Linked DNA regions of Homo sapiens: region 1 is linked to region 2. A link is an interaction called in ENCODE POLR2A ChIA-PET data of the cell type or tissue named here. Cell type or tissue: CD4-positive, alpha-beta T cell. All regions are shown on one strand. Links, peaks and the distances in the headings refer to the core of each region. The heading gives the core; the rest is flanking DNA.

Region 1 (5,383 bases), core at 260-5,259, 200 kb before region 2:
TGCTACTTTTCATACTTTCTCAAACCATTTTTAGGGGTATTTTTGTGTCAGCCATCCTGCTATCTCATTTGTCCAATTAAAGCAAGGAAGAAATCCTCCATTCTCCTTTTTTCCCCATTCTTGGATAGAATGAATGTCTATAGTGAAAAGAACTCATCAGTAGTCCTCTCAGATTTGGTCTGAATTTCACCAAATATTTGTATAATTGCAAAAAACTTGTTTCTCAGCCTTCTCCTTTAGGGGGAAAACAAATAGAGGGCATGATGGCCTACCTCCCTGCATTGTGGTGAGGGTCAGCTGATACAAAATAAAGTGTTAAGTGTAATTACCCTGAAATGTTTGTAATTAATGGAGAAATGAAGTGTAGACACTTTGTTAGTAGAAACCACTGTGGTTTGGAAATGCAGTGTTTCAATAATAAAGACTGGATAAATAAGGTTGTGGTTTGGAAATGCAGTGTTTCAATAATAAAGACTGGATAAATAAGGTTGTGGTTTGGAAATGCAGTGTTTCAATAATAAAGACTGGATAAATAAGGTTGGCTAGTGTTTTCCATTCTTCAGGGAATTTACAACACAAGATGATCCCCACCTCTCACTATTAAGGAAGTAGCATTTCCTACAAATTTACCTCATGATTAATTGTGTTTTTTTACAACAACACAACAAAAAAAGATGTGTTTTTCAGGAGGTTGGAAATGCGAATCCTGGCTTAGTTACTAACTTGCCATGCCACCAGACAAATCAGGTGTTCCTTTTTGTCCCTCATTTTCTGACTAGATTGCCTAAAGCTTCCCTAGCCGAAAGAAACTACCTGCCACGTCAATAACATGCAACTGTGGGTGACTCAGGGACATATAACCTAAAGCTACTGGGTAAAATATTTTAAGAATGAGACTTGGGAAGCTGAACAGCATACTGATTTGCCGTCTTCTTCCGCCATTGTATTGACCAGGCAAGTCCACGCCTGAGTTCAGAGTTGCAGTGGGCAGGAGAGATGTGTGTCCAGGAAGAAATTGTGGCTTCTGCTCTGAAGATCTGGTCACATCTCGGGTCAATTGCAGTTTGAAGAACCTAGGAAAGACTGTATTTGGTTCTAATCTTGGTGATATTTGGGCCTCTTCTAAGAGGTATTCAGTGTCTCTCTTGAGAAGGCTTAGGCCTTCCTGGCAGCCCTGACTGCCTTCATTTCTCTTGGAACTTCCAGGTCCAGGCCTGCTCTGAATCCTCCTTTCTGGTCCTGGATACAGAGAGTGTATGTCTTAACACCAAAAAAAAGAAAAGAAAAGAAAAGAAAACAATGGTGGATTTTTATTCCATGATGAATTCATGGTAAAGATTTAATAATAGCCAATGAAATAAGTTGTTTTTTTGAAAATGTATTTTGGGTTTCAGAGCAAGGATTTTCTTTTTCTGCTTCTGACCCAAACATGAAGAAAAGTTCAGAATAGTCCTTGAAAATGTCAGTTCATGCTACTATTAATTGAAAGCATTTCTTTTATCTGATGTTGGGGCTGCATCTGACTAGATCCTCTCCAGGCTTAAAAAGTTAGGAGCACAGTTTTAGAAATGAGAAATTATTTTGAATGTTTTCCTTTTGCCATACCTTTTAGGTGACAGAAAGAGCTTCCTGCGTTGAATTGAATCAAATCGAAGCATACCCAGTAAAATATAATAGCCCCTGGCTTGACAGCTAGAATTGAGTTGGAAACCAGAAGGTTCCTGGCTGAGTTTTTTAAGTCTGAAAACCTCCAAACCACCTTGGCCAGTACTAGTATTATAGAAACATACTATAAAACATGAGGGCTGGGGCCTCTCTGCAGTTTCAAGAATCTGCTGTTATTTCTCAGCACATCAAATCTATGGTGAATACTAGTGTGTAGACTGTGTAGTCTAGTTCAGACTGCAACGTGAGCATGAACGGTAGAAGAGTAAGTTCAGGAAAGAGAAGGAAACTGTGAAGACAAAGCCGAGAGGAGAGAGTTGCTTGGGTAACCACAAAGGCACATTTTAGACACTCAAAGAACACTGCCTCCTTTTTGCTCCTCTTCTGTGTATCTTCCCCACAAAAAGATCGTCAGCGGGGGCAGGGGAGATAAAAGGAGGAGGAAAGCCTAGACTTGAAAAACAAACTGATAGAAAATGATCATCTGTATCTCCTGGAACTTGTCAATGTTTTGGGGGTATGCATCCCAGCTTAAACACATTCTACCAAAACATTTCCCTCGGCTCTGCAACTTTTAATAACGCTGTATTATCCAAAAGATTTTACTGTGTGTGGCCTGTTTGCTGCTGTCCAGAATCCCCTAAGAACAGGATAGGAAAGCTTAGGGGATACTTTTCCTCCATTCTGTTTCCACAGTGTTACTCATTTGCTTCCATTTAAAGTATATCTAAAACCCCTTATTTTCTTTTTAGGTAACAGTATGACTAAATATACTGAGAAGCTCGAAGAGATTAAGAAAAGTAAGTAACACTCTTGATGGTTTGGGAGAGTGGAAGTCTATAGTTGTTCTATAAATTGGTTCTTAACTAACAATTGTGTTCCACAGGTGACAGGCACAGAGAGCTATGGATGGTCCGATAAGCCTAGCAGGTGCCTCAAGGGCTGTGGGAGATCCTGGGTGCTGTACTGGGCTGCTTCTCAGATTGTGGCCTGTAGGCCTAAATTCTGCCCTATTTCCATCCCATAGGAGACATTAGTGTTGGCCTGCAGAGTCAGATCTGGTGGAATGAGCTCTGCTTAAGCTTCTAGTGTCATTGTACTGCAGTCTTCATGCCCTTCTTCAAGATATTTCATCTTTTCTGTCTTATTTTGTCTCTATTTGAGATAGGGGGTAATAATATCTTCCTTCAGAACATTCTTGTGTGTATAAATGAGAGTATTCATGGAAGACAGGGACGTGAGAACTTAGTGTTATGCATTATCAATTCATTGCAGTCTGTTTTCTTTTAATTAAAAATCATATTTCATCTACATCCTTTTAAAAAACTTATCTGCAAAGATATGTTACCAGTCATTGAGTGCATTGCCCTTGCACAAAATCATAATTTTTCAGTCTGCATCCAAAACTGATGTAAAGTGTATACTTCAAGGCCAGAATTAAGGAAGAAGTAGAAACATCTATTTTCTAAGATGGATTTGCTCATATCTTGAATAAGAGAACCCAGTGCTAGGGGATATTTAGTTAATGGTGGTAAAGAGGTACTCTGATTAATCATAGTTCAGGACTTGGCTCTGGTAATGTACATCTTCTTGGAAGATAAAATTGCACATCCAGAATACATCAGAACATTTTCTTCTTTTACACAGCAGACCTTTTATTTGAAATCAAAGTTCCATTTGAATTGCTGCAATATTGGGAAACCCCAACCAATAGATGTGGACTCAGGAGCTGCTTTATGCTGTGTTTTCATTTGCCATGTTCAGCTATAAGGGCTAATGCTACAAACTTCTTAAAAATATGTAATGCCACAGTATCCTTCTCTTTTCTTCCTGAACATTTTATATTACATAAGTATATGTATTTTAAATATCTATATAAAATATATACTTTTAAACTCTGGAGAAAGATCGCATTTACTCACCTACACTTCATTGTTGCCATCCTTGACTCATCCAAGACAGGCAGAATCCAGCTGGCCTGCTTCTTTTTGGGTTTGTCGTCTCTGTCACCTCTCATCCATTTGCAGCTGAGTGTGAGTTCACATGTCCTCACTAGAAATTTGTCCCATAAAAATGTCCCACTCTGCCCAGGTTGCCATAACCTCACTTAAAACATTTCTTCAAAGTACGATGTGGTTTCTTTAATATCTAAACCTTACGTGGAGGTGATCTCCCAGAACAATACCCTTGGAACAGAACCTTGAAAAATGCTTGCTTCACTTTCCCTCTGTAGGAGTGGAGGGCTTCCTTTTAGTAGAGCAGGAGATTCCTGTTACCCCATTTCACACACTTTGTGCTGATTCCCTGACAGAATTGCTTTAGATTCTGGTTTGGCATCTACATTTTAGAAGATATTTCCTTCTCTTTCCCCATTTTCTGTTGTAAGTATTATTTGGGGTTGAAAGGGAGGAGAATATTCCCTTGTTTCTTGATACCCTAGACCCATCACTTTACTCAGATTACCTTAGATGCCATTTCTTTCTGTGAAACCACAAACCTTGTTCTGTTACTTCCTTTGATTTGTCTTCCACTGTGAACCCAACTTCCCTTTGCTAATAATGCATTTCAACAGAACCCTGAAAATGCAGAAATCCTTTGTAATCTGAATATTCTTTCAACTCTACCTGGGGAAAATAGACACTCTATGTCTATTGACAATTTACAAAGCCCATTCTTGGTTTCTGGTGGTTAGATGACACTAGTTGGACCCAGTGTGAAACATCCTAGATAGTCAGGTCTCTGTCCTTCCAGTAACTCGAGAGAGACAGACTTAGAACCTAGACTTACTGGAGAAGCACACCTTGATAACATATCTGAAACTAGGATTGTCTTCAACACAGAGTTTGGGAGAAGACACATAGCAGAAGCTCCATTCTTAAAGCTCTGTTCGCTCTTGCGAGGACAGACTGACAGAGCCTTCCAAGTCATCCTTTTTATAAAAATTTAAACTTACTGTAGAACATCTAGTTTGATCTTTTATCTCTGAGTAATCATGTCAAAAAGTCCTACTGACGGCTGTCCTTCTAAACCAGAACCAGGTACGTGGAGTTCAGGTTCAAATATGTAGGGGGCTGCTAGTGCTTGTGCAGAAGACAGTAGAAATCCCAATCTTTAGAATAAAGCAGTCTTTTTTTTGTTTGTTTAAATTAATCTTTGTTTAGTTAAAGGAGATTTTAAAGTATACATTTTATGCTTAGAAGCATTTTAAACCTTGTAACCATACCAAAAGAATATCAGTGGATAAATGTCACAGTGCAAACTACTTGAAAGCTGTTGGCTGTTTCCATTTGCTGATTTATTGTTGTTTTGATTTGCATAAACGACTTTTGGTGGGCAAGTTGGTGGCAATCAAAAGGAACACTGTAGTTATTTGGTTGTACTTTGTAAAGCCTCAGCTCGGCCTATTTGGGTCTGCATCCCGGCAGGTTTTAGAAGTTCCACTGCATATAGGTTTGTTACCTTGTTGTATCCAGAAGCAGCATCTCTAAGCATTTCCTAGAAGTAATGGTCTGTTATTAGCCAAATTGCTCTCTTTAAGACATTTTAGAACAGAGAAGTTTAATTCCCTATTTTTAAAAAGCCTTGATATATTTACAGAAGGCTAGTTTTTAAAGTAGTATCATTTCCCGACTCTGAGTCTTAAGGTCTGTGCTGGTTTTTGGAAAATTCATGAAAGTGATTAGTTACACCAGGTAAATAATCTTAAATACTTTTAATC
Region 2 (5,309 bases), core at 310-5,309:
GGATAGGCATTGACCAAAGCCACTTCTGAGTTGGTTACAGGGGTAAGTTGGTTCTGCTTTGGTTTCTTCATTGTTTGTGAGGGATCCCAGGCACTGTCTTTGCTTTGCCGCTTACAGGAAGTCTCTTTGCTTGCTAACAACCAATGAAACATATCAAGTTAGTAATATTGTTGGTTACTATGAATTCCTATTACTTAAGAAGCCTGTGCACGTGTGAGCTCACTCTTAGTGGCCAGTTGTCAAGCCATTGCTTTTCTCCAGTCACCTGCAAGTGTTGGCAGCTGACTGCATTTTCTAGTACCATATCCCAACTCCTGCAGACCAGAGAGCTTAGATAGATGCTTGACATATCACCATATCACTTTTGAAGTTTTGTGGATGCTAAACATAAGGTCAAAGGAAAAGATCTCTAAACTTTTCCAGGGAAGAACTCTTTTTTCCCTTTGAAAATTGAAGTCTTACAGATTCAAGCAGGTATATGAATGTGATTTGGGGAGCAGGAACTAAGAAGGATCTTTCCTTTACGTAGTGGTGTGAGGAAGTTGGCTTGTACCTGCTCAGAAGAGCTGATAAACTTTCAGGAATTTTGAGAGATGGTTAAACATAGCCATTATTAAAAATTAAATTATACCAACTTACAATAAATTAAGTTACTAAAAATAGAGGTAATACTCAAAACCCATCACTTCCTAATTATCTTACTACATTTGTTTATGCTATGTGCTCTTCTGGTTTTTTATGTCCGTTGTATTTGGATGCTGGAAACTCTATGCTGTTTTTTTGTTTTGTTTTTTTTTGTTTTTGAGATGGAGTCTCGCTCTGTTGCCCAGGCTAGAGTGCAGTGGCACGATCTCGGCTCACTGCAATGTCTGTCTCCCAGGTTCAAGTGATCCTCCTGCCTCAGCCCCCCAGCAGCTGGGATTATAGGCACGTGCCACCATGCACAGCTAATTTTTTTGTATTTTTAGTAGAGACAGGGTTTTGCCATGTTGGCCAGGCTGGTCTCGAACTCCTGACCTCAGGAGATCCACCCTCCTTGGCCACCCAAAGTGCTGAGATTACAGGCGTGAGCCACCACGCCCGGCGGAAATTCTATGTTAAGGGTGCACTACTGCACATCTCCTCCCAACTCCATGTTCAATGACATGAGGTGGATAGCTTAAAATCAGCTTTGGTGGAAGTATTTATACCACGAAAATCAGCAGACACTAAACATCAGGGCTTGATGTATGGCTTTGTTGATTGTCTAGGCTTAAGAAAATGATGGAGAACATGTTACTAATGCAGATTACATATTACATTTCAGTATCATCCCTGTAGCCACTACATTGTGACTAACCCTGCAAAATGAGGAAATATTCTTCCAGTATTTTAGAACTATTATCCATTCCAGCAAAGAAGTCACTCACATCACTGACAACCAAGTTAAGTTCCAACATACATCTATCTTCTGCTTCATTTTCATCTCACTCCTTAACTTAGAGGAAAATAACATTCACGCTGGAACTATACTTGTTCATCAATTGCAGCCATGGTTGGCTAAGGTGCAAGGGTCTGGCAAAAATGAAGGAGAGCGTTTTGTGAGAATCAGTTGTCTATATGAAATTGGCCATAAGGAGTATTGTATATTTTATTATTTTAAATGGTGTGATATATATTTATTTATTTTTATTTATTTATTTATTAAATTTTTAGAGTCAGGGACTCACTGTGCCGCCCAGGCTGGAGTGTAGTGGCATGATTATGCCTCACTGGCAGCCTCGAACTCCTGGGCTCAAGTGATTCTGTTGCCTCAGCCTCCTGAGTAGCTGAGACCGCAGGTGCGAACAACCATGCCAGCTAATTTTCTTTTTTAAAAAGACAGGGTTTTGCTATGTTCTCCAGGCTGATCTTGAACTCCTGGCCTCAAGCAGTTCTCCTGCTTCAGCCTCTGGAGGTGCTGAGATGACGTGCAACCTTTATATCAGTAAAATTTTTAGTAAGCATATGTACACACAGGAGTTTTGGAGAACCAGTTGTTAAACATTTACCAGTGCACCACTGCTTATAGGTTATTGAAAAAGATGTCATAGACAGTTCATAATCCTGTAATAGCACTAACCATGAGGATGTGGGAAGGGCAAGCAATGTGAAGGGAGAGAGCTAAGGAGTGAAAAAAGAACTTGAGTTCCACCTCCCAGTAATTCATAGCTTCTTGCTAAGCAGCTAAACTGTCCCTCTGCACTAGGGAGTCCAAAGCAAAAACTCACCCAACCCCAATGGGCCTCCTCTAGTGTGCAAAGTCTTACAATGCTGTTGGCTGTTCATCTCTGTTTTTTGCTTTCCACACTCAGCACAAATTTCTTTCTTTGTCTTTATTTCATTTTTCTTTTTTTCTTTTTCTTTTCTTTTCTTTTTTTTTTTTTTTTTTTTTTGGTACTGGGTCTCACTATGTTCTCAAGCTGTGGTCTTGAACTGCTTAGCTCAAGCAATCCTCCTGCCTCAGCCTTCTGAGTAGCTGGGACTACAGGCATGCAACACCACACATATTCTTCCCCTCATAGTCCAACACCAAATATGCACTGGTTCTCACCTTTCCTTACTGAAGTACTTGTCCCACTGCCTTCATCCTTTTTATCCTCAGACATCTGTTTCAGAAACATAGGTTAGTAAGAGTGATCTCAGTTGTTTTTTGATAATATGTACTTGTTATAAAACACTATTGCTGAGGCCCATTTATAATGTCTGGTTTTATTTTTTTATTATTTTATTTATTTATTTTTGGAGAGTCTCACTCTGTTGCCCAGGCTGGAGTGCAGTGGCATGATCTCAGCTCACTGCAACCTCTATCTTCCGGGTTCAAGTGATTCTCCTGCCTCGGCCTCCCAAGTAGCTGGGATTACAGGTGCCCGCTACCACGCCCGGCTAATTTTTGTATTTTTAGTAGAGACAGGGTTTCACCATGTTGGCCAGGCTGGTCTTGAACTCCTGACCTCAAGTGATCTGCCCACCTTGGCCTCCGAAAGTGCTGGGATTACAGGTATGAGCCACTGGGCCTGGCCTGACAATGTCTAATTTTAAACATTCAGTTTAAACAAGTACTTACTGAGTTAAATAATAAGCTAATTCAGTATGTATTGAGTTCCTGTTATAGTGATCCTACTTCCACTTCCCATTAAGACTATGCTTTGATAGCAGCATCTACCAAAATGTTTTGGACCAAACAAAATGGAACAGACTTGAGAGAAAATAACACTGACAAGGAGCTATAGCTTATAAAGCTTTCCTGTACCCATTTACATTACAGAGAAGTAGTGTTTTTAAAAAATTTGATAGTACTCAGATTAGTTTAGTTGTTGTTTTTTTGTTTTGTTTTTTTGTTTTTGTTTTTGTTTTTTTTTTGAGACGGAGTCTTGCTCTGTATGCCCAGGCTAGAGTACAATGGTGCGATCTCAGCTCACTGAAATCTCCGCCTCCCAGGTTCAAGTGATTCTCCCGTCTCAGCCTCCCGAGTAGCTGGGATTACCGACATGCACCACCACGCCCGGCTAATTTTGTATTTTTAGTAGAGACAGGGTTTCTCCATGTTGAAAAGGCTGGTCTCGAACTCCTGATCTCAGGTGATCCACCTGCCTCAGCCTCCCAAAGTGCTGGGATTACGGATGTAAGCCACCGCGCCTGGCCCAGATTAGTTTAGTTCTTAAAGGACACTTGATCAGGGTACATTACTGATAGTTCTTTAAGACAGAAGACATCTACCATACACAAAGATCTTTACCGAATTCATGAACTTAATATCTCCTTAATCCCTCCGAAAGTTTCCTCCAAAATGTAATCATGATATATTATTTGTGAATACAGCAACCAAAAGAAATGGATTTCTTTGAATAGTTTCAATTTCAAATATTCTGCCCCCCAATACTCCATAAATATATTTGTCCCATTTTTCAGATTAGTGTCCCACTTTCTAATGCTGAAAGTGATTTTGCCAAAAGACACAGATATAAACCAACTCTTTCAGAAAATAACAAAAACTAGAAATTTTCATTAACACCTTTGACATATAATTCTCTCTCCAGGAATCTATCAGCAAGAAATAACCCTCAGAAGAAAGAAAGCTTTGTCCACAGAAACATTCATCACAGTATAATTAGGATAATAGAAAATTCAAAAGTAGACAATGGTTTAAGTAAATTATGGTACAATTATATAATAAACAGTTGTAAAATTATTATAATAAAAGTATGTCATAACATGAGGAAATAAGTGTGCTACCATACTGGGTTAAACATCAAGATGCAAATTTGTATATACAGCTTGAGCGACAAATTAGCTTAAAATATGAAAAAAAAGACTTTAAGGAGCATATAAAAGTGATAGCTATGGTTGGCTTTAAGTGGTGAAATGGACTTTTTCTCTTCTAATTTTTTCAAATTGTCTACAATTAGGAAAAAAATGAGTTTATGTGGAAGTCCAGTTTCTTTGGGATGAAAAGTGCCATAGTTCGGTATTTATAACTGCAATCTAAGATCCTCAGCTCATTCTTAATATCTGATCTCTGCAATGGTAGGCAAGCATCTTTAATGAGGTGCCTTTTTGTTTTCTGGGTTACAGCAATCATTCTCCAAAAATCTTGAAAGCGGAGTTCACTTTTAAGATACCACTTTCTGGCCAGACACGGTGGCTCATGCCTGTAATCCCAGCACTTTGGGAGGCTGAGGCGGGCAGATCACAAGGTCAGGAGATCGAGACCATCCTGGCTAACACGGTGAAACCCTGTCTCTACTTAAAATACAAAAAAAATTAGCCGGGTGTGGTGGTGGGTGCCTGTAGTCCCAGCTACTCAGGAGGCTGAGGCAGGAGAATGGTGTGAACCTGAGAGGCGGAGCTTGCAGTGAGCAGAGATTGCACCACTGCACTCCAGCTTGGGTGACAGCGAGACTCTGTCTCAAAAAAAAAAAAAAAAAGATACCACTTTATAAAAAATGCTTTTGGAAGAGGCTTAAATATTTTAAATTTAATATGTATCACTTAGGTTATAGAAAAGGAAAAAAATAAATTTAATATATGTAAAGAAAATCAAAATAATTGGAAGTTTATAAACCTAAAAGTTAACAGTAGTTGGTTATTTCTACATAATCTGGAGTGATTTTTATTTTATTTTGTCTTCTGCCCTATAATTTCCACATTTTCTATATAATGTGTACTTTTGTAATAGACAGGAGAAGGTATTTAAAAACACTTATTAGGCTTATATCATTTCCACAGAAAGCTCTCACATTTGATGTCAAATCAAAACATAGCCACAAAATCAAAAGAAAGATTTTGCA

The links. ChIA-PET counts read pairs that join two places held together with the same protein. Peaks named below come from ENCODE experiments on the same cell type or tissue, not always from the same donor. Only the 100,000 strongest peaks of a DNase experiment are listed, where the experiment ranks them.
Region 1: POLR2A ChIA-PET joins it to region 2 with 11 read pairs; 3 of 35 experiments call an interaction of 5 or more read pairs at or near these places.

What each region holds. Positions count from the first base shown.
Region 1 is chr7:130,414,001-130,419,383 of GRCh38, reverse strand. CEP41 (centrosomal protein 41) reads left to right here. Exons shown (of 11, transcript NM_018718.3): 3 at 2,418-2,465. Among named protein-coding and RNA genes, the nearest start is that of CEP41, 24 kb to the left of the region's middle. In CD4-positive, alpha-beta T cell, for the core only: no CTCF peak of the experiment used is centred there; no DNase peak of the experiment used is centred there; H3K27ac peaks cover 1,098 bases.
Region 2 is chr7:130,210,798-130,216,106 of GRCh38, reverse strand. SSMEM1 (serine rich single-pass membrane protein 1) reads right to left here. Exons shown (of 3, transcript NM_145268.4): 2 at 2,573-2,627; 3 at 1-133. Among named protein-coding and RNA genes, the nearest start is that of SSMEM1, 5.6 kb to the right of the region's middle. In CD4-positive, alpha-beta T cell, for the core only: no CTCF peak of the experiment used is centred there; no DNase peak of the experiment used is centred there.